3 separate regions of the Homo sapiens genome follow, and all the other regions are linked to region 1. The links are chromatin loops, found by intact Hi-C in ENCODE. Cell type or tissue: GM12878. All regions are shown on one strand.

Region 1 (8,000 bases):
AGAAGAAGAAGAAAAGAAAGAAAAATAAAAATAAAAGCACAGCTTTGTTCAGGCCACTCCTTATCTTGCCTCATGAACTTCCATCTCAAGTCCCACCCGCAGACCTTATTTCATTCTGACACTGCTCATGGCTTTCACTAACTTCCCCCTAACTCCAGCTGTTGATCTGTCATTAGTAAATCTCAACAACATTCCAACCTGTTAGAAAAAAAAACAATAAGGCAGAGGCTCAGGTACCCCTAAAGTCTGGAGTCATAAGAAAATTAAAAATCTGTGAGTTCAGAGGACAGGGGTAAAGTGTATATGGAAAGAGGAGGGAAATTCTCCACAGATGGGACTGTTTTATCTGATGCATCCTGGAGTTCTGAGAGGTGTTGCTAAGGCCTCCCAGAGGTTGCTCTTGGCTCCTCCTAATGCCAGGGTAGGCAGCTCAGCTCTCCTATGTGTATCCAGCCTAGTGGATTTCTCTCTGGTCACTCCTCCGCAGCTTCACTGGGCTTCCTGGGCACAATGCTTGCAGCCTCTATTCAGAAGTAATCATGGTACTAAATCACTCTCTGCCCATTATCATCCAGAGCCTGTCCATAGACAGCTTTATCTCCCACCAGGAAGTCTGTTCTGATCAGCCTTTCACCGACTTCCTTTCATGCTTGCAAAGGGCAAGAAAAGTGGCTTCAGGGACTACCAGCTCACAGGGCACAGTCAGTGGTAATGGTCTTATCACTCGGCTACCTTCTCCTCCTTCCCAAAGGGAGCAGCAGTTAGTGTATCTGAGCCAGAGAGTCTGGCTGAACCATCCTATTACTGTTTTGTATAAAGCACTTACAGAATTCCTCGAGGGGAGAGGAGTCTCCAAGGGGAACTTGTCTCATTAAACTGCTGCCTGCTTTCCAAGCAGCCAGAGAGGCTCTGAGCAGGGAGATGCGACATTTGGGGGCTTGGTCATGCTAATGCAGTAACCTCTGGGCACAGGGACAGCATAATGGGGGAATCACTTCAGAGGAGAAAATGGGAAATGCGCTCTTCTCCTTTGCCCCATTTAATGGGGTTAAAGAAGAAACAATGACATTTTTATAGTTGTAAAAATGTGTCCAGTATAGATGCTTCTAGGTTCCTGTACCTAAAAACTCTTTATGATTTGTTCTATTCTTTCTTTTTTTTCTGGAAAATTCTCCACTATCTCTGCTCTATATTATTCTTTACTTAGCCCTAGATAGATTTTTAAAAAATGGCTTCTGAAGATGTGGTCTTTTAAAAGCTTGGTGAAGAAAGACCAAAAATTTCTTTAAAAGGCCTCTGGCCACAATGTCTTTCATCTTTGATTTATAGGAACCATTCAAAGGAACTCTCTGGAAAATAGCTTTTGGTGTTTGCTAAGAAAGCACCACAGAAAACAAGCCAACTCCCAGGTTGACAGGATGCTCTCTGCAGAGGACTTGGGGATTGCATTTTCAAAGGCTTCCAGAGCAGGCTGATGAATCTGGAGATGATGTATTCTGGATGCCAAATCATTAGGGAGTTCACTCTACTGGCAGCGTTCAGTTTCAGAAACAGGAGATGTAAACCTTCAGCACAGTGGATGGTATGTCAGGGTATGACTTCTGAATACCATCCTGCCCCACAGTGGGGCTGGCAAGTTTCTACTTCTCCCCTATCCAAGCTGCTTAGCCCAGAGAGGAAGAGCTCAGTTTGCCTCCTTCTTAGATGGGGATTTTAAACAAGTGTTTACACATTTACACTAGGTGGCCTGAGTCAGGGGCGGAGTGAGCTGGTAATGGTAGTGTGTCACGCACCTGTGGCACACCACCTTCCAATATTAGAGAACATCTGGATATCTACAGTTACCTCAGAGAGGGCAAGCTGCACTTGGCAAAACTGCTCTACTGACCGTCCTTTCCCAGGATCGATTCTTCCTTTGGTGACAGTGCATAGAGCCCTGGTCATTAGAGCTGTAAGCAAATACTCTGATCCTCCTTCTTTAGGACTTTTGGTAGAACTATTTTTTCCCCACCTTCTTTGAAATAAGGTGTGGCCATCTGACTATCTGACTTGCTTTGCTCAGTAAAATGTGGGAAGAAATGATTATGTCACTTCTGTGTTGAAGCTTTAAGAGTTATTACATAATTCACACTTCTTTTACCTGCCAAGGTAACTGGTGATGGTTTCAGTGATTGCTGCTGCCAAAGGGAGAATGACTTGGATTAGATGCCCTGCCAACCTTTGATGGACATGTAGGGAGAGTGAGAAATAAGCTCCTACTGTTATAAGCCACTAAAATAATTGGCTTGTTTGTTACTGCAGCACAGCTTGTTCTGTTTTTCCTGATTCCCACAATCCCCTCTGGGAAGACAGGGACTTTTAGTTGCCAGTGGAAGTGCATTTCATGGAGATAATCTATGTTTGTAGGGACATCTCTCCAGATGAGGGTTTGAAAAGGTCTCATCTCCAGTCCAGCGAACTGTGGATTATCTAGGCCACAGGAAAGAACCAAGTTTTATACAAATTAGCTTTATATTGATTGTGCCAGGGAGGGATAGGGAATTAACCACTTTTTTCAATTGCTTTATTAAAATATATGATTAAATGAACCGGTCTTTCTTCCTAGGTTTGTATGCAATCTGTAACCTCTACAATATAGTATATATGCTATTCCCCCTCTTTATCTGAATACATTTTATCCCTTGAATAGGATTGGGGTAGAAAATCATGAGCTAGTCATACTTAAACAGTAAGAAATCTGGAAGCATTCTTGTCTAGAGCATAACTATTTTCTTAATGAACACTTAACATCTATCATCTGCAGAAAAGACTTTGAAATAGATCTACTTTAGGACCAATAAGAATAAACAATGTGTTATAGACAGTGGCTTATCACAATTTTGTTCTTGTGTGCTGTGGGAAGTATTGTGTGTGAACAGTCTGTATAGTAAGGTTTGGTATACATGAGCTATGATTATGATAACTTTACAAACAGAGAAAACTCTTGGCTATGTATGGAATTGTTAGCCTGAGTTCCCCAGAATAGAGCTTAAGGAAGAGTTTGAATGCTAATGCTTCCTTGGGAGATACAAGTCCAGGGCATAAAGAGTTAGTCAAGGGAAGTTGACACAGTAAGTCAAAGGTGGTAGTTTCTGAGCCAGCCATAGCTACACACACACACACACACACACACACAGCCACTTTTTTGGAGGGCTCTGGAGGTAGCATGAGGAACCACTGCACCTCAGAACTACCTGTCAGCAGGAGGATAGGAGCAGAGTTTTCCTGTTGGCTTCTTTCTGCCTCCTATCTCTTACTGGCCAGGAGTCTCACTGAGGTAATTCCACCCTCCTCCCCTCTTTTGGCAGCCTGTGTTACTCAGCCTGTCTGGGAGAAGGCTAATCCCCAGCTCCATGGCTGGTTTCATTCACTTCCCCAAAATAAAGAGGTCCCAGGCTTTCATGGATCGAGTAAGTTCTGTATAGGATGCCTGAGCTGCTGCCAGTGGTGATAGGAAATGGGAAGACAACAGCCAGGGATCTCCACTGAGCAAAATCCGAGACCTAGGGACAAGTAGGGCCGAGTGATCTGGGAAATTATTAATACATAATCTGAATCCAACAAAGGTACTTGGTTTTGAACTGTGAGAGGTATATGTCTATGTGGAGGAGATAATTGCAGTCTTTGAAATTTTATTATATATGGGCAATTAAGTGCTTGTAATTATAGATGGATGTCAATCTGTTTTGGAGAGCTATAGAGCTTTTCAGAAAAAAAGAGCTTGAATAAATCTTAAGTTTAAGACCAAGAGATTACAGGCTGTGTCAAAACTGCTACACCTTGAATATCTAAGTTGTTGGAAGTCATGAGGCCCTGTTAGCCTGCTGAAAACTTTGAGAGGGTTTGAGATTTGAATTAATTCTACAAGAGAGTGATCAGTAAGTTCTTCATGGCAACCTTTTCAAAGCCAAAGGGCTAGAGATGACACTCCTCACATTGCAACAAGTAGGGTTGTCAGTATTCATGCATACACAAACATGCAAACAAAACCAAGCTATTAGGTTACTGATCACTGAAATAGCTGCAGTAGTAGACTATGCCTACTTAGTCCCAGAAATCATCCAAATATCCAAACTGTGGGTATCATATACACCAATGAGTCTGACTTACTGGAATGCTTTCCAAGATGCGAGATGATATGGGAATAAAGGGAGGTGTGGTCCAGTATGTTTGGAAATCCTACATGCAATGCCTAATCTTGGAACACCTCAGCAACATCCAAGGCTCCAAGATGTCTCACTGTAAAGAAGCCTGCTTACTGCAGCATTTCCCAAACTTAGGTCACGGGAAACCATTCCTTTTTCTATAACAATTATCCCCCTTCCTTGAAAACTTCCTGTGCACAATTCTTAAGAAACACTGAGGCAAACTCTAGACTGTGTTGAAAGGCAGTGTGATGTGGTAGGAATTCAGGCAGCTGAGAGCCTAAACAGGGTGCTCTGGGCCTGCTTTGACGTTAACTCTTGGTCACTTAAAAATCAAGTCATACAACCACACTCTGCCTCAGTTTCCTTCCAAATACAAATAGATAGTATGTTATGACGCTGCCAGAAGGACCAGATGAAGGAGTAAATGTGAAAGCATTTCGAAAATTTAAAAGAGAAGGAAGAGCAAGTGAAGTCTCCACTCTTCAAATGAACAATGTGGTCTATGATTGATTCAGTGAGCACTTTCGTTTTTACAAATGAGTCCTGCACTGATCTGAGTAGGTTTTGTCTTTTTCAACAGACGCTGACATAGTTTTATGAATGCAAACAGCCAAGGAGAGCAGATGTTGAGTGGTTGCCAGAGTGAAATGAGGAAGCCCTGCTGCCAGCTTCCCACCAAAAAGCAGGTGCTTAGACCATTTTATTTAAAACCAGCTCTTTGAATGCACTATGTGCTGAATAAATATCACTAAAATATGTGTGTGGCTTTTCTGCTTTGGAGATAGGAAATGGATAATTGAGTTTAGGGTCCACTCTGTCCACATGTATCCTTCCTGCATATGCGCATCTCTTTTTGCATGTTCCTTCTGGGTAAAAATGGAGAGAAGAATATGAATCTTACAGTCCTAGAACACCCAACAGAACATAAAGAGACTTTAGGGTTCATCTTTGCCCTCTCTCCACTTGACAGAAAAGTCAACTGTGACCCAAAAGCTACATCAACTGACCCCTGGTCAAAATGACCCTTGAGAGTAGAGCTGGACTCAGTTCCCTTCAATGCCAAGGCACACTCTTTCTACTAGTCTATGCTGCCTCAGGTTCCTCCTCCCCAGTGATCTACATATGTTACTACTAGAAACCCACTAGCCCTTAAAATATAAATTAACCACAGACAAATATTAATAGGATTACACAAAACCTCCAAAGGGCAGCTGTGGAGCAAAGCAATCTGCTTGCCAGTTAAAATAGCTTTTCTACAAAGGGGTTCTATGGAATCACAGACTGAACAGAGACGAGCTAAATTAGGTTGGGTTCCTTACAGGCAGAGCCTGACACAGCAGAGGGCAGTGGGAGAAGCATAGCAAGGATCTGGTCTTAGGTGAGGCCTAGTCTTAATCTGGTCCATGGGAGGAAAGTTCTGGAGCCCACACCACACAGAACAGCTATGCCCTTATAGGAGGTTGGCCTTTATAGCCCATGTCCCTTAGGCATTGGCTGTGGGCCTTGAGGGAATGATGCTGGCAAGATGGCTCCTGTCTTCCGAAGGCAGTTATCTGGAGAAGGGGGAAGCTGTGAGCCATTAGCACATACCCCTCATAGCAGGTAAAGTCAAGTCACCAGCTAGTTAAAGGGATTTGGGTCTGGCATCTACAGACCCCAAGCACCAAAATGTCTACCCCAGGCACAGAGTATGGGTGCAAAAGAAGAAAAAGGTTTAGCAGTAGAGACAGCAAATGTCAGGCCTCTTATTCTCTTAAAAATGGGTGTTTGCTCAGACCCATCAGGGCTGGACAGAATAGGCAACGACGTGAAACCATCAGAGGAACGTGTTTGCACTTACCACTTCCTGTGGTCATGGTCAGAGAGCTGTGTCCTTCTCAGCTTCACATTTCTTTTAGGGTTTCTCTTGCATTTCAACTGTAATGATAAGAAAAGACATCCAGGAGAAAGGCAGGTGTGATGACATCTGATGTCTTGGCAGTCATCCTTGACCCCATGCTGTTCAGAGAAGTCATCCAGAACTCTCCCATTCTGCAGAGGGGGAGGCTGACCTTGCATAACACTCATGGAGTGAAAATAGGAGTGGTGCTCTTACCTAGATAAATTGGAGAGTTATTTCCCCCATCCCCCTTCTCAGTTCTCTTTGGTATGTGAACTTGCGTTCCAGGCCATGTGAGTCAGTAGAGATGGGAATGTTGATTGATTTGTACAAACATGTGTAAACAGTACTCTTAAAAACAAACTCACTCTTCTTATACTGTGAAGAAAATATGAATTCTTCACATTGGAGAGACTGGGACATGAAGCCCAACCTCTCGCATTGAGTTTTATCATTTGGAAAGCGCTAAGAATATCCTTGTCCAATTTCCTCATATTAAAATGGAGGACCCTGAGGCCCAGAGAAATGGGAATGATTTGACTAAATGCACAGAGTTAATTAATGGCAGAAACTATAAGTATTGATTTTAAAAAAATAAAAACAAACCAAAAACACCTATGAGGCTTCTATTAGGCGCCTAGATGGAGTGCAATTTCTGAAGCAAAGTCATAAAAGACAGTGTGGTTTCTAGCTTGTGTGCTTGGATCACTGGCACTGGGGACAGTGTTAAAGCTCATACTGGGAGCCAAGTATACCAAGGTGAGCAGGAGCAACAGTGCGTGGTGACCTCCCCCTCCTGGAAGCATGTGGTCCATTGAAGTCTTCAGAGGGTATGGTGTGGGGGCGGGGGGTATTAGGAGGAGACACTGGAAGGCAGATGTCATGAGATAGGCCTGGGAGAATTTGGGGAAGTCTTTATAGACGAGGATGTTTATGTTGGAAGTCAGAAGATGGATCAAATTTTGAAATTCAGGGAAGGGAGGAAGAAAGATGAGGAAGGCACTGCTGGAATGAAGGTAGAGAGATAGGAAAGAGAGGCATTTGTCAGGGCAAGGCACAAATGGATGTGAGTAGCTGTCCAGGAGAGCTGGGACAGACTCTGGAGGAGAAATGGTGTGTGAGCCCTGGGTCTGGAAACCAAGCTGTGAATGAGGACATAGGAGAAAAAGGGATGAAGATTAAGCTCCCAAAGCAAATTATACCAGTGGCCAGTGACTGGAAAAGCAATGATTATAGCCTTTTAACTGCAAAATCTCTCTCTGGTCCTATCTAGTACCCTTTTCAGTCCTGATGCTTAAAATTCGCTGTTTAGGATGTATTCCTTTGGGTATTGAAGATGACTTTGCCTTAAATATGCCCTATTAAAATGTAATGCCTCTGAGTGAGTTAAGTATGTATAACCCATTAGGTAATGCCTCCAGGAAATTTGTTGACAGCTAAATGACAGCTAGCTAAAAACAAGATCTGTGAGAAAAGAAAACAGAAAAGGCACCTGGGAGGGCAGGGAGTTGGGTGCTGAGAAGGGGAAGGTGCTGAGAGGTGAGGCTTCCACAGACTGCTTGTGGCTGGCCCTGCCTGTGGATGATATGTGCAGGCCAGATATGAGGTCAAAAGGAACTTTATCTGGAAGCTGATGGGTGGTGTTCAAGCCCCCAGTTTCGAAGGGAAACACAACATGTGTTTAGACAGGAAATTGTCCCTTCAGCCAGCAGCCTCCAGCAGCTAGGATCACACATTTGAATTTGGTTTGAAAGGGAGAAAGAGGGAGTGCTGGCTCAAGTGAGACTCTAGCTTCTCTTCTGCTTATGGGGAAATACAATGGATGTGACTCCAAACTGGGATACTCAGTCTCTCCTAGGGACCTGCTTCTGCGTGTGGCACGCCTACAGACTGGTGCAGGTTTAACATGAAACTTGTTTTAGTCATCTCCAGGA
Region 2 (8,000 bases), 150 kb before region 1:
TGTGTGATCCACATGTGCTACATGAGCTGGCTGATGCGGGGCTGGGGGTTGGAGATTCCCAAGTAACCAAGACCAAGTGTTATGGGTTAAATTGCCCCCTCCCCCACCCAAATCTATATGTTAAAATATTAACCCCTAATACCTCAGAGTGTACCCTTATTTGGAAATAGTGTGTGATTAGCTGTTAGGATGAAATCATACTGAATTAGGGTAGGCCCCTTACCTGATAGGACTGATGTTCTCATAAAAGGGGAAAGTTTGACACAGACACACACACCAGAGTTTAAGGTAACATGTGGAAGTATATGGGATATGAATCTTCAAAGGGAGAGGAGCTGGGAGATGCTGCTGAGGTTCTAGGAGAAGAGTGCACAGGATATATGGCCCAGAATCACTCCAAGACATGGATGATAAAGAAACTGTGGTGAGAAGGAAAGTCGGGGCAGGGAGTGGAGGAATGTCTGGGCAGGCAGGAGGCAAGCAAGTGGGAGCCTGCCTTATTCAATAAGGTGAAAGTGCTGTGCATACGGAGTGCCTGTGTCTATTCAGACAAACACATGGATGCTATTATGTTGTCCTGCTGTGAATGACAGTCATTCTCACTGTCTCCTTCAGCCCATGAAATAGCTCCCTTGATCATATTAAATTGTACCTGGCTCCCCCTGAGCTTCAGGAAATGGGAGTTGCCATGTGATACTAGCATTAGGTTTGCAGATCCATCCCAATATTTTTCTCTTACCTCAATTTCCTGGCTCAGGAGCGAATCTTGGTTTACTGACTTATAATTCAAGGATGAATGAATGAAAAAGAATCCCTTTTCATGCGGAGTGGGTTTGAGGTGTAGACAAAGGCTGTCTGTCATTTTTTGGTGATCTTGTGTTTGTTCACTTCTGCTAGAAACATACGCCCTAAGTAATAATAACAACAGGATAATACCTTACATTTACAGAGGGCTTTGTACTTTACCAAGTGCTTTCACATGCATTATCTCATATAATCCTTGTATACCATTGATGTGAATTCTGGCGTGAATTTATACAATCCCATCACTACCATTGGTAAGAAGTTAATTATCGACTCATAATAATTGTAGAGTCCTTCCTGTGTGATCTTCACAGACACTCTTCGGAAGCCCAATGGAAGTTGCATTCTTACACAACAGGAAAATAAAACTTTCCGGGAATGGAGACATGTTTCTTTAGCCTATAATTTGAACACAACACTGACTGGGTTGGGCTTTGTGGGAAGATGCAATGAGAGATTAGACAGAGTCTCTGCTCTCAAGGAACTTAAGATTTGGCTAGAGAGACAAAACGTGGAAACAAAAAAGATGACTTGGTTAGAGGAACTTACAGGGCAAATGTTTGTGGGAGGTACAAGTTGGAAGGGAGGTGGATGCGGTGGAGTGTTCGCTGAACACTTCATTAAGAAGGTGGGGCTGAAAGGCCCTCATTTTATGGGAGGGGAAGTGGGAAGCTGCCCGCAGGGGGCACACTGCTCACCTTTCCACAGTGGAATTTGTTAAGCTTTGGTTTGCTTGTTGGAAAAAGTCAATGGCTTGCTGCCAGCAGGCACAGGTGTGCCTGAGCATTCACAAATGGCATTTCTTTGTGGAGCTTTGGAAGATCATCTTTTTGCAGAGCCTAGATATGTCCTAGAGAAGGTGGAATATTAGTTGTAGGCAGTGACTTGTTGCACTGGAAACAGCAACAATTTTCAGACAGATAAGTAGAACTTGCTTAGGGGTCAGCAATATTAAAAAAAGAAATAGGGTACTCCAGCCTAATTAGCAACTTTTGATTTAGAGTGAGTCTCTATTTGTGAATTGGATGTGGCCCAAATTGTGGTCCATGGACTGGCAGCATCAGCATTAGCTGGGAGCTTACAGAATTGAAGAATCTCTGACCTCACTGAATTTAAATCTACATTTTAATGATATCACCAGTAGGCACATTAAAGATAATCAGTTACTGGGAACTCAGAGCATGTCTTTGAGTTCCTACAGGGTCAAAAAATGTTATTTAACCCATGATGGTTCTAGTCATTGCATGGTAAACATAAACATTAATTTATAAAATTATTCCTATGCACAAATATATTCTTAGGTACAACTTACAGCCCTAAGAATAGCCACTCTCCCTCTCACCACCCTCAACATGGCCACAGGGCATGGCAACCCAGTCTTTTGCCCTTTGGGTTAGTTTATGGGGAAGGTCTCATGAATCCTGCTGAGCTGGGAATGAACATCAGGTACGGTGAGGAAAAAGCATGGGCTTTGTAGACAGATGTGGCTCCAGATTGAACTCACTTCTCAGACAATATATCCTTCTTTATAAAACAAAGCTATAAAAATAGAGATGTTACCTACCCTATAGGTTTTTGAAGTTTTAAAAATATATATTATTAATTACATCTAGAAAAGTGACTGACATATTGAGACTATTCTCCAAAAGCAAAAGCAATATTAATTTCTACCCCTATTCCCCACAAGTAGCTTGCTGTCTAGCTTAAGTCAACCATTCACCTCTTTGAGACTCAGCTTTCACTTCTGTCTAATGAGAATCAGGGACTGGATGATCCCTAAGATCCTTCCTGGGGTGTACAAGGAGAGCACACATGGGGATGGCTGCTGCCTCACTCTGCTCATCTTTGTCTCACCCTTGTGCTTCTTGGGCCACCCTTCACAGCCTCTGCCACCTGTCTCTGAAACGGAGGCTGGCAGCCTAGAGGAATTCTAGTATTTTCCTTGAAGGACCTATTTCTGCCAGGCAAGTTGATAGCCTGGGTGAATTGCATAGTGGTTAGAAGTACTAACACAACCAGGATGCCTGATCTGAGAAGATGGCTCCACTGGGCATCCTTGGCTGCCAATGTGGAAACCCAGATGAGCTCCACCCCTCTCCTGAGACATTTGAATCCTACTGAGAGACTCTGTAGGGATCCCAGGGCTTATGCTGCACAAATGGTGCCCAGCAACAAGTTTCTCTTCATACCGCAACTGAAACGAAACCTCTTAGTCATGGGGGCCCAGTTTTACGGAGGAAGTCGTGGTAACTTGCAAATTATCGAATTATGAGGTTTTTGAAAAACTGTTAACCCCAGTTCCCCTTGGCAAAGATGGTTAGGCAATTTTGTTTTTGGCTGGGGCTTCTGTAAACAAGACAGGATGGATGCTCGCTTTGTGGTTGGGAACTGCTAGAGGGCGCACTGCCAAGGTGGTTTCTCTGAGTCTTGTTTTTCCTGCTGACATAAAGGTTTCACCTGAGCCCCTGTATTTTTCTGGTCCTTTCTGAGACACAAAAGTAAAACAAAAACAAAGCCCAAAGAAATCAAAAACCAACTGTTAGTTTCTAGGAGGTTTGGGTTTGGAGGGAAAACAAGACTTGCCCGGTTCTTTGCTTGAACATGTTTGCTTCTCTGAGACTGGTCTCTTTCAGCTCTGCTCTGCTCTGTTGTTGCTCTTTTCTGTCATAGATGCCTTGCCATTTGGCCAGTTCTATCCTTCTACAATTTCTTCTTTTCTTCTCTTGAACCATGTTCTCGTTCTTATCACCATTTCATTGAGGGAGCCATTACTGTCTTCCTACCTACAGTGACAAAGTAGAACACGTCTCTAGTAGGATGGTAGGATGTTTCTCCAGTGCCAGAAAGGCCACTATTGATTGACCTTTCCACCTACACCTAAAAGAAGATTTGATTTCAACTTCCTTTTGCTGCTCTGAATTTTGAAGGAACAATGAATCAATATGTCAATAAATATTTATCAAGCACTTACTCTCCTCTGCCTTACTGTAGGAGTGGAAGAGCAGTGCTTCTTAAGTGTGAACACAGGGTAACTAAGAGCAGGAAAGCCTGGACCTGCGCTCCAGGAAGAGCTTGGCATGGGCTTGGGGAGGAGGGGGTTGTGGAAGGGTGGGGGTTGTTGGTGAAGCCTGAAAGTCCCACTCCAAGATTCAAGAAACTTCAAGAAATTTCATTCAAGTTTTATCTTAGAAAATAACATAAGGCTTCCATTTTGCTCTTGAAAATATGTTTTCATGTGTAAATAATGTGTAGATTATTTACCATGGAATAAAACCAATGCTCCTGGAAGATATTTGCTAGATGCTTCTCATCTTCCCAACAGGCAGTGGAGACTCCAGCAGTGTGCTGGCTCCAGTGTGGGAGTATGACCCCAGGAAACAGAGTGTGGTGATCACGTGGATGTTCAGAGGCAGATCCAATGTAGAATATTCTGCCCCACTATTCTCTCGCATGGACCTGTGCTTGCAGACCCATATGAGCCAAATTTTAATTCAGAAAATAAGATTCTTGTTGGTTTAAAATAATTATATTTGTTCTGCCTTTACAGAGTTACTAATGTGGAGAAAGAAGATTATCATGTGTGGAACGAAGGACAATATGAACATTAAATAATGCCCTGACTCATTCCAAAAAGAATCTGAGATGACCAATAAAGCCATTTTTAATTGTTTATTAGTGAACAATAGATTATGAGTGCTAAAGGGATTCAGGAAGAAGAAAGATCAGTGCAGAGTAGAGAAGTCTGATGGATGCATTGAAGAAGCTATGCTTGAGCTGAAATGACAAGAGAGCTGTTTTTCGCTTTCAGAATTATTATGTGGCAATGGTAATTGACAACAGAGAAGCTGAAGGTATGAGGACAAGGGTGTCTTATCTTTCCCCAGAAGTCTTGCTTGGCCCATGGGAGAATACAGGCCTGCACCTTGGACTTGGAGTCAGTAGATTCCTTCCTGTGATTTTTTACAAGCTCAAACATCCCCTGACTGAGTCATTCACCAGAGAAAGAGGCTTTTCAAATGATTTGTGCATTAGCTATAGTCTGCCTTATTCAACCCCATTTTAGTGTCACAAAAGCTTCTTCTTCCTACATTGTTAGAGCCTTTTTGACTTTTCTGAAACGACATCTGCTCACCTCTTGGGTAACACCCTGCAGGGCTCAGTCGAGCTCAGTCACCCTTCACTTTTTTTTTTTTTTTTTTGAGCCAGTTTTGTAAGGTGCTGAGGGAGGTTTGTATTAGTCCTTGTTGCCCCTAGAAGAAATAACAGCTATAATTTTGGCCCCGAAGAAAAGGAACAGGTATGACTATTCTCTCTCTTTCTCTCAAACCACAATCTACTCTAGGGAGGAAGTCACTTTATGGGAGCAGAGTCACTCTCAAGTAATAGCTGGCCATACAGATTGCTCTGGACCAAGGGTGAATGTGAAGAAGAAAAGACCGGCCAGCAACACAATGGAATATCTAGAGTCATATTGAGGGAAATACTTAGATTGCTGATTTCTTAGTGGATTTCACAAGCAGAGCTGCTTGTGAGCAGAATGGTGAAGTAGGGGCATGTGTTTCTGGGGTCTTATTCCATGGCTTCCTTCCACCTACAAGAGTCATCCTCACGGAGTACTTGCATTTCAGTAGAAGAAAAAAATCTTATAGATGGAAGGGAAGGATGGGGTTCCTGCTTTAGGAAGATTGGCATGGTCATAAGTCTGAGCAAGGAAGGGCCCAGGGCAGCTCAGAGCTCTGAGCAGGAAGCTCTAATTAGTTACTGAATATGGTGCAAGCACAAAGAGAGCGTAGTGTTTTCCCTTTCCATCTGTGGAAGTCTTGGCCATGCTTACTTGGGCGTTCCTTCCAGGAAACATTTATTTTTCCTCTTTAATGCCCTCCTCATATCTATGCTCTCAGTAGAGGATGCCACTGCTTCTGGCACCTGGATAATAGAATGAAGCTGATTGGGATGGAAACAGAAAAGTCATCTCTCAGAACAATGAGCAGAGACTGAAACTCCCTTGTACCCAGTCCCTGTGCACTGCTGTTCATAGCCAAATGGGCAAGGCCTTGCCAAATGTCATGTTGAGGTGAGGCCCTAAGTGATAGAAAAATAAAAAATGACTATGGCCACTTGCATGTTCAGAGAATTCAGTTTAGAAAATGCTATGCTGGGAGGATCTCTCTTAATATCTTGTTTGCATCAGAATGTTCAAGTTGCAATATATGTTTTTGTTTTGTGTATTTATTTATTTTCCTCTACTCTATTCTGTTAAGTCTTTTAGGGCAAAGGTAGGGTAGTCTATACTCCCTGCGTTATCCATAATGCCTAGCACTGTGTCTTGTACATAAAAGGTCATAATAAATACCTGTTGGCTAGATAGATGAATGGATAGAGTGCCTCATTTAGAAGCATTATACTTCTATGGAAAAAAATTTTTAAATGTATTTTTTTCTATGAGATAACACAGTTCCTGAATAGGTCATGGGCAGGTGCTATTCAAGTTTGCGAAGGAAAGGTTTTCCTAGAGTTAGGGTAATTTTTTCCTCAAATAAGAAAAACCTACAGTAAATAATTACTCTCCATATTATCTTTAGGTTTCTTGCCAGTATTAACATCTTTTTTATTGTAAGTGATGATATTGTCTGTGAGAACATTACAGTAGGTTAGTATCCTGGGTTAAGCTAAGTGTTGTTGAAAATAATCCTGGACATCCAAACAGGAAGAGAGGAAGTCAAACTATTCCTGTTTGCAAATAACATGATTCTATATCTAGAAAACCCTGTAATGTCAGCCCCAAGGCTCTGTGAGATCAGAGATAAATAACCTCAGCAAAGTCAACATACAAACATCAGTAGCATTCCTTATACAAACAACATCCAAGCTGATGGCCAAATCAGGATGCAATCCCATTCACAATTGCCCCCCCAAAAATATAAAATACTTAGGAATACAGCTAACCAGGGATGTGAAAGATCTCTATAATAAGAATTACAAAACACTGCTCAAAAAATCATAGATGACACCAAAAATTGGAAAAATAATCCATGCTCATGGATTGGATGAATCAATATCATTAAAATGGCCATACTGCCCAAAGCAATTTACAGATTTCACAGATTCAGTGCTATTCCTATCAAAATATCAATGACATTTTTCGTGGAATTAGAAAAAACTATTTTAAAATTGACATGGAACCCAAAAGGGACCCCGAATAGTCGAGGCAATCCTAAACAAAAAGAACAAAGCTGGAGGTATTATATTACCCAATGTCAACATATACTACAGGGCTATAGTAACCAAAAGAGCATGGTACTGGTACAAAAACAGACACATAGACCAATAGAACGTAATAAAGAGCCCAGAAATAATGTCACACCACTTACAACCATCTGATCTTCAATAAAGCTGACAAAAACAAACAATAGGGAAAAGATTCCTCATTCAATAAATGGTGCTGGGATAACTGGCTAGTCATATGCAGAAGATTGAAACTGGACACCCCACCTTACACTACATACAAAAATCAGTGTAAGATGAATTAAAGGCTTAAATGTAAAACCTAAAACTATAAAAACCCTGAAAGATAACCTAGGAAATACCATTCTGGACATAGAACTTGGCAAAGATTTCATGATGAAGACAACAAAAGCAATTGCAACAAAAACAAAAATTGACAAATGGGATCTAATTAAACTGAAGAGCTTCTGAACAAAAAAAGAAACTATCAACAGAGTAAACAGACAACCTACAGAATGGGAGAAGATATCTGCAAACTATGCATCCAACAAAGGTCTAATATCCAGATGCTGTAAGGAACTTAAATTTATAAGCATAAACAAACAACCCCATTAAAAAGTGGGCAAAGGACATGAAGAGATACTTTTCAAAAGAAGACATATATGTGGCCAACAAGCATATAAAAAATGCTCAACATCACTAATCATTAGAGAAATGCAAATTAAAACCACAGTGAAATACCATCCCACACCAGTCAGAATGGCTATTATTAAAAGTTGAAAAATAATAGGTGCTAGCAATGTTGTGGAGAAAAGGGAACACTTATACACCACTGATGGGAATGTAAATTAGTTCAGCCACTGTAGAAAGCAGTTGGGTGATTCCTCAAAGAACTTAAAAAAACAGAGTTACCATCCAACCTAGCAACCCCATTATTGGGTATAATCCAAAGGAATATAAATTGTTCTATC
Region 3 (8,000 bases), 47 kb before region 1:
AACCTGGCATCCTTCCCCTCTCTCTTGCTTCCTCTCTTGCCATGTAATTTGCACACATTTGTTCCCCCTTGCCTTCTGCCATGAGTGGAAGTTTCCCGAGGCCCTCACCAGAAGCAGAAGATGGTGCCATGCCTCTTGTACAATCTGCAGAATTTGGAACCAAATCAACTTCTTTTCCTTATAAATTATACAGCCTCAAGCATTTCCTTAAAGCAACACAAATGGAATAACATATTTATAATGAGATAAGAATCAGGATTTCTTGCTTTAGCCTTAGTTGGTATTTAGGTGTATCTGGCTGTTTTCAAAGGACTGGTGGGGTGTGCCTGGCAGGAGTGTCTTCAATAGAGCATCTTAAGGAAACATAGTTGATTAAGGGAACTTGGAAGGAATGGAGGATTCTGAACGCAAGGATTATCTCCAGGCCTGTATGAGTTTCTTATTTAAATCATCACAAATATTTTATTTGTTATTTTAGGGACTTAAAATAACAGAAATGTATTCTTACATTTCTGGAGGCCATAGGTCCAAAGTGAGTTTTATGGAGGTAAAATGAAGATGTAGACAGGGTTGGTTCATTGTGGAAGCTTCAGGGGATAATGAATGCTTTGGCTCTTCCAGGTTTTGGTGGCTGCCAGCATTCTTTGGCTTATGGTCACATCATTCCAATTTTTGCTTCTATTGTCACAACACTTTTTCCTGTTCTGTATTCAAACCTCTCTGCCTCCCACTCATAAGGACACTTCTGATTACATTTGGGGCCCATTCAAATAATTCATGGTAATCTACCTGTGTCAAAAATACTCATTTTAATTATATCTAATCACTAGTCACTTTTGTCATATAAGGTAACATTCAAAAAGTTTGGTGATTAGTGGCCAGGCGTGGTGGCCCACGCTTATAATCCCAGCACATTGGGAGGTCGAGGGGGGCAGATCACCTGAGGTTGGGAGTTTGTGACCAGCCTGACCAACACAGAGAAACCCCGTCTCTACTAAAAATACAAAAAAATTAGCCTGGCGCGGTGGCACATGTCTGTAATCCCAGCTACTCAGGAGGCTGAGGCAGAAGAATTGCTTGAACCCAGGAGGCAGAGGTTGTGGTGAGCCGAGTCCATGCCATCACACTCCAGCCTGGGCAACAAGAGCAAAATTCTGTCTAAAAAAAAAAAAAAAAAAAAAGTTTGGCAATTAGGGCCTGGATATCATTTTTTGGGTACCGCAAGGACCAAATGCAAAACTTTGCTAAATTTGGGGTCAAGGAAGTTGTGATAAGAATGTCAAGAGAAAAAAGCCATGTCTTTAAAGTCTAGATACCGGTAGACTGGGCTAAGCAACCAGGAGCAAAAACAGGGCAGCAGCAGTACGGGGAAACTTAATATCAGTCAATAAGTCATTATTCACAACGTAAGCACCTTTGTCTCAAATATCAGTGCTCTTGGCCTTGGACTCAGCACTTAGCTTGGAAGACAGTAGTATAATCATGTGCTTAGCTTCCACCATTGTTACTACTGTAGCACTCTGGAATAGAAAAGAAAGAAATTTTTTAAAATTTAGCCAAAAAGACTGAGAGCCTGCAGAGATTATAGCTATGCAAGCCATTTGAGGATTTGAAGACAGACTATATTGGTTCCTTTTCACTGCTATAAAGAACTACCTGAGACTGGATAATTTACAAAGAAAAGAGGTTTAATTGATTCACAGTTTCACATGAGGCTGGGGAGGCCTCAGGAAACTTAAAATCATGGGCAAAGGGAAGGAGAAGCAAGGCACATCTTACATAGTGGTAGGCGAGAGAGGGGGAAGGGAACTGCCCAGCATTTTAAAACCATCAGTTCTCATAAGAACTCACTCACTATCACAAGATCAGGATGGGGGAAACTGCTCCCATGATCCAACCACCTCCCACCAGCTCCCTCCCTTGACACATGGGGAGTACAATTCGCGATGAGATTTGGGTAGGGACACAGAGACAAACCATATCAGGGACAAATTTCCCACAGAATAAATGTGGTGAGGTGGTCAAGCCAGAGAAATCCTGTGTTGAGTTTCTAGCTGTTAGCCATTTGTATCTTCAGGCTGGTGGACCTGGAAAATATGGGTTCTACAAACATGCCAAAGCTCATGTGGCTACAGAGAAGCCTCAAGGTAGCTATCTGAAGGACTGCACTTACGCAGAGGCAGTCACTGCTTACAAGTATAGTCACTCCTTAGCTGGAGCTCCTTCAAGATCTTTGGCTCATTTTTTGTAGTGTCCCTATCAAACATAAATGTTCACCATTCCTTGAGTTTTTGGAAACAAGTTTACTGAATAAGGCATTTGATTAGATTATTATTTTCTTTTTTTCCTTCTTCTACTTTTTGGTAAATAAAGTTTTACTGATACACTGCCATGCACATTCATTTACATATCTTCTATGGCTGCTTTCAATTGCAACAGCAGGTTGAGTAGTTGGGGTGGTTATCATATGACCTACAAAGCCTAAGATATTAACTGTCTGGTTCTTTGCAGAAAAAGCTGGCTGATCCCTGCTTTAGGGCCATATGCTGTCTATGTTGCCCCTTCTCCCCCTTCTCCTTCTCCTCTTCTTCCTCTCCTTCCTCCCTCTTTTCCTCCCCTCCTCTTCCTTCTCCTCTTTCTTCTTCTTTTCCTTCTCCTTCTCCTCCTGCTTCTTCTTCTTCTTCCCAGCTTCTTTTTCCTCTTCTTCTCCCAATCCCTCCTTCTCCTCTTCTTTTTCATCTTCATCTCCATCTTTCTCTCCCTCTCCTTCTTCTTCACCTTTCTCTCTCCGTTCCTTCCTTGCTGACATCCTTTCTCTCTCTCTTTATCTTTCTCTTTTTTACAATCCTTTAAAAAGGTAAGAAGAAGTCTTAGTTCTAGGGCCATACAGAGGCTTCTGACTATAGTCTGCAGCCCCTGCTGTAATCTACAGCATTGATTCTAATTGTGTTATTTAAGACTGTTTTCATGCAATTAATATAAAACCCAGCCCAAAATTGCTTAAGCAAAGGGGAAAGGGGAGCTTATTGGCTCATGTCAATAAAGAATCTGGAAGAATCTTTAATTTCAGGTGGAGCTCACCCCAGAGGTTTACAACTTTATCCCCAGGGGCTTCACATCTCTATGCTTCTCTCAGCTCTGCCCTCTTCAGTGAGTGGGCTTTGTCCTCCCTTCATTGCTGCAGAAATGGCTAGCATAGTTCCAACCACCACATCCTTTTACATATCATCCAAAGAAAACTCTCCCAACAGCTCTCTTGGAAAGTGAAAAGCCTTCTTTCTTAATGGCTTCCAGCAAACATCTCCTATTTTATTGGCTCATATTGAGTGAACTGCCCATCTCTGAACCAATAACTGTAGCCCAGAAATGGACTTCTCCTACTATCTTAAGATAATTTCACCTAAATATTTTGGGCTATGGAAAAAGACTGGTTGGACTGGTTGTCCCAATGGAAATATAGACCCCTATTATACAAAGAGTGCTCCAGGGAGCAGTAACATCAGCATCACCAGAGAGAAATGCAGAGTCTCAGTTCCCACTCCATGCCTACTGAACCAGAGCATGTGTTTTCACAAGACCCCCAGATGACTCATCTGCACATTCATGTTTGAGAAACACCGGTTACTCTTACTAAGAAAGGGAAACGGATGCTGAGCAGAAGCAACAGGTAACTACTACAGAATTTTCCCTGTGATGGTGTTAAATTGATTTTGACAGCATTTTCCATAGAGAAGATTACAAAACGATTTGAGCAGTTATCATTTATCAGTTTGAATGTTTTCAGTGACAAATAGGAAACCTCCAACTCAACAGTCTTAAAGAATAAGGAAAAAAAATCTTACAAACAAAATGTTACACAGTAGAGTAGCTCTCAGGCTTGCTAATTCTTATTAAAACCTTTCCTTGAAGACTTCCAGTGGGCCTCTTCTCACATTTCATTGGCCAGGACTGGCATCCCTGCCCACTTCTAAGCCTGTTTCTACCAAAGGAAGTCTGCATCACTTGCTTGGGCAATTCAGAATGTACCTGTGACTTGTGAGAAGAAGGAGAGGACACCCAACCAAATCTGGTCCCCATCAGAGAGGAAGAAGGGCCATTGATACCCAGGGACCAGCCAAAGTGTCTTTGGTATATTCGTGAAATTTCCTAAGATTGCTACTATTTATGCTAATAATTATTCTAGGATGCTTAATTTCTTTTTCATTGCCTGTTATTTTATAGCCCTATCTTAAAATAAATAACTTCATTTGTTTGTGTATTTTTTAACATGAAGCAAGAAAAATTTTTAGTGAGAAAAGGAAAATAGGCAAACAGCAGGAAAGAGTTTTCATATTCTGACTTCTGATTGAGTGTGACAAAAGGCAACATAAATAAAAAAGACACTTGACAGAATCCTTTACAAAAGAGATCTTATTTGTTTTGTGTTTGGGCAGCACAGCCTCCTTTTCTCAGGTCTGCAGCTGGGGGTCAGACTGTCTGTATCTACCACGATCACTAAAAGTTTTGGCATTGTGCTACTTAAGCCCCGGGGTACGCATTTAAATTGTCATATTTGTTCTGCCTCACGATGACATTCTTCCGCAAGCAAAGAAAAATAGAGTATGTGTGGTTGTTGTGAACGAATAAAACGAGATACACTTGCCCGTCACACAAGGAAGTTGGGGGCTTCTTAACACTTAGACTTGTTTTCCTTCATTAAGGCTAAATACCAAATTCATTCTCAGTTTCCTGAGAACAAGGCCCAGTGCTGGGATGAATTAGAAGGCAGTTAATTATGCCCAATGCTGTGTCAATCCCCTATTGAAGATGTAAGTGCTTGCAAGGAAAGGGTGGACAATCCAGAGCCCCCCAGGGGCTGCAGCCTGTGAATGGATGGCCTCTCTTCAGGGCTCTGTTTAATAAGGGGGCTCTGCAGCAACCCTGGGCCCCCTGCCTTGTGACCCATCAGTCTGTTGTGGTAGGGGGCAGTGGGTGGTTTTGCGCTGGCTTTATTTGGTTGTTGAATGGATGGTTTCCTCATGATTTCCTTTGTTCCCATTTTATTAGCAATCTTCCTGTGCAGACGAGTTTTGGACAAGTGTGGATGCTGGAAGGATTTCTATTACGGATTTCACAGGCTTCAAAATGGTCATGCTGGCACTTCACCAGTCTCCAGTAGGTTTTACCCTTAAGGCCTGGTTGTTTTTGCACATTCTTCTTGGATTTTACAACAGTAAGAGCATTTACCATAAATGAGGTTCACATAGCTGCCAAGCCCTGTGTCAGACCCTTTAAGTGCAGCTCATTCAGTGCTTTCAACCACCCTTTGCCATGGGTAATATTATTTCCATTTACTGATGAACCACTGAAGTTCAGAGAGGCTGTGACTTGCTCATGGTCACATAGCAAGTAGATGATAGATCTACAGGTAAAACACAACTTTAATTTATACTGAAGACTGTGCTCTTTAAGGCCCAAGGGTGAGAGGACCCTTGGCTTCACCCTGTTATTTGGTTTTATTTATAACACATTTGCAGCCTTCTAAGAAAGAAAGGCATTGGAGGCAGAGCAGAGCCCAGGATCAGAGGCTAAATATTTGGAAACCACAGGCTCACAGACTGTCATTTGTGTGGTTGTACTAGTGAAAAACTAGGAAACATGAACTTCACTTTGGTGCTCCAGGCCCTCAAATTATCATTTGGGGTGGGTCCCTGCTTCTCCAGGATGGATACTTTTGTTTATTGCCGTATTCCCAGAACCTAAAAGTGCCTAGCAAATATGCAAAAAGCACTGTATTAGTAAGGGTTCTCCAGAATTAACAGGATCTCTCTCTATCTCTCTCTCTCTCTCTCTGTGTGTGTGTGTGTGTGTGATTGTCTGTCTACATGCACACACACACACACCACATATATATGAAGATATTTATTATAAGATATTGGCTCTTGAGACTATGGAGGCTGAGAAGTCTCATGATCTACAATCTACCTTCGGCAAGTTGGAGACTCATGAGAACCAGCAGTATAGTTCAGAGGCCTGAGGTTCAGAGAGCTGATGGGATAGATTCCAGTCTAGATCTGAAGGCCTGAGAAGCAGAAACAGCGAGGGCAGGAGACGATGTCCCAACTCAAGCAGCTAGGCAGGGTTAATTTAATCTCCCCCGACCCTCCACTCCTTTTGTTATTCTATTCAGGCCCTCAGCTGACTGGATGAAGCCCACTCACATTAGGGACGGCCATCTGTTGTACTCAGTCCACCATGTCAAATGCTCATCTCTTTCAAAAACACGCTCACACTGAAGGTGAGACACACCCAGAAACAGTATTTAACCAGTTATCTGGGCATCCCATGAGCCAGTCAAGTTGACACATAAAATTAAACATCCCAAGCACCAAATGCATCTGAATGGATGGAGAGGAGTGGTAGGGGGTACAGTAAAGGAGCAGGTTCCACTTATTTCTTTATTTTTTTAAAAAAATAACCAGAGCATATTATTTTTAATTTGAAGTTCAAATTTTAAATTATTGCTGTATGACATTGGACTAGTTACTAATCATCTCGGAGTTTTAAAGATAATAATATCTGTCGTGGTTTTATTGGGAGGATTGAATAAAATGAGACAAGGAATATAGAGTTTAGCACAATTTCTGAATGAGGCAGGATTTTGATAAATGATGCCTGTTGTCATCATCATCACAGTATTTTTGCTAATATTGGGAATAGTAATGTCAGGTCTCTTTCTAACAGAATGAGGGGCTTGGCTGCTAGATACTTGTGTTTTATAACTCTCAGAAAAGGAGTTTATTGTCACTTGCTCACATTGCTCGGCAGGAAATGGGCCTGGAATCCTGGCCATGGTGGGCAGGGTATCTGTGGATTTCTATTTTCCACACCAATTGCATATTTCACATGTCTGTTTCCTGGTGGTTGACTGCCCTCCCATTCCTGACCTACCGGAATCATCATCATTTCAAGAAACAAACATAGGAATATTCCCCTTCCAGGTAAGATACAGCCTAACCAGCATTTTCCCCAAATGAGTATTTTAAAACTAGAGATTTGTATGGCTCATTTAGAACCATTTTACCAGAAAAGGCAGCCGCAGGGAAAATGACTTAAAAGGACATGTGAAAGATGGACTCAGCTTGTCTTCGTGGTAACAGAAATATTGCTATTATTAATATCATGCACTTAAAGAGTGCTGCTTTCCCAAGGAGCTCAAAGCATTGCACATATATTATCTTATTTCTCCTTGCCATATGCAAGGGAGGTAAAAGACAGAAATAGGCAATCTTCAGAAAAAAAAAAACAAAAAAAAAAACACTGTTTACTGAAGTAGCTTTGGGTTGGACTGGAACCAGATCAAATCATCCCTGTCTGGTAGGGAGAGAGAATCATAGTCCTGGGAGCTCCTGACCTCCTGTTGCACTTTGCTGAACGCTGGGGGAGGTACCCCAGCGGGAGGTGAGAATGTCCCGAGAGAGAAACCTGCACCCACACCTTGGGGAGAGACAGTATGCTGTGAATCTCCCGGCTTTTCAGCTGCCTTCAGAATTCACAGCTGGTTTGGGGGTCCCACTTCCACTTGGAATTGCACACCCTTCTGAATGAGAGATTGAGGTGAGTGCCTGCCCCGTGGCATTTTGTTGATCTGACATCTTGGCTTCTGATCTTGGGTGTTCACGCAATTCTCCAGGTAGAGTCAGGAGTGTTCCGCATTACACAGAACCTTGCCCTCTAAAGGATATTGAACACATTTAGCATTAGGTAGTAGAAGAGGCACTGGACTGGGCTCTCCTGTTGCACCAGCAAGGAAAGATTCAATGCAGTGTCACACACCTAAGAAGCAGTCTGTGAGTGCAGGCATTTATTTCACAGTCTACACCCTTGGCCAGAATCTACTGCACACATGTCACACTCATGTTCACTTTGACTGGAATTTGACTCAACAGAGAGCTAGTAGTGAAGGGCTTCAAGCCCACATTAGATAAATGCTATACTATGTCTGAATTGGAGCCTGATGG

What was found. Hi-C counts contacts between places; a loop is a spot of excess contacts. Peaks named below come from ENCODE experiments on the same cell type or tissue, not always from the same donor. Only the 100,000 strongest peaks of a DNase experiment are listed, where the experiment ranks them.
Region 2: a loop joins it to region 1, with 2.8 times the contacts of the local background. A loop is called at or near these places in 2 of 110 quality-filtered maps.
Region 3: a loop joins it to region 1, with 2.3 times the contacts of the local background. A loop is called at or near these places in 2 of 110 quality-filtered maps.

Annotation. Positions count from the first base shown.
Region 1 is chr15:47,810,944-47,818,943 of GRCh38, reverse strand. All of the region lies in intron 3 of LINC01491 (long intergenic non-protein coding RNA 1491), which reads left to right. Among named protein-coding and RNA genes, the nearest start is that of LINC01491, 31 kb to the left of the region's middle. RefSeq lists enhancers at 4,405-4,474, 4,495-4,574, 6,123-6,620. In GM12878, no CTCF peak of the experiment used is centred here; DNase peaks (open chromatin) are centred at 4,763 and 6,053.
Region 2 is chr15:47,956,977-47,964,976 of GRCh38, reverse strand. The region is part of intron 1 of LOC124900354 (a long non-coding RNA gene); the gene reads right to left. It overlaps LOC102724553 (a long non-coding RNA gene), which reads left to right. Exons shown (of 3, transcript XR_001751520.2): 3 at 4,352-5,921. Among named protein-coding and RNA genes, the nearest start is that of LINC01491, 110 kb to the right of the region's middle. RefSeq lists an enhancer at 2,966-3,025. In GM12878, no CTCF peak of the experiment used is centred here; DNase peaks (open chromatin) are centred at 3,116 and 4,644; H3K4me3 peaks cover 1,320 bases; H3K27ac peaks cover 1,148 bases.
Region 3 is chr15:47,858,195-47,866,194 of GRCh38, reverse strand. No RefSeq gene overlaps it. Among named protein-coding and RNA genes, the nearest start is that of LINC01491, 16 kb to the right of the region's middle. In GM12878, no CTCF peak of the experiment used is centred here; a DNase peak (open chromatin) is centred at 3,624.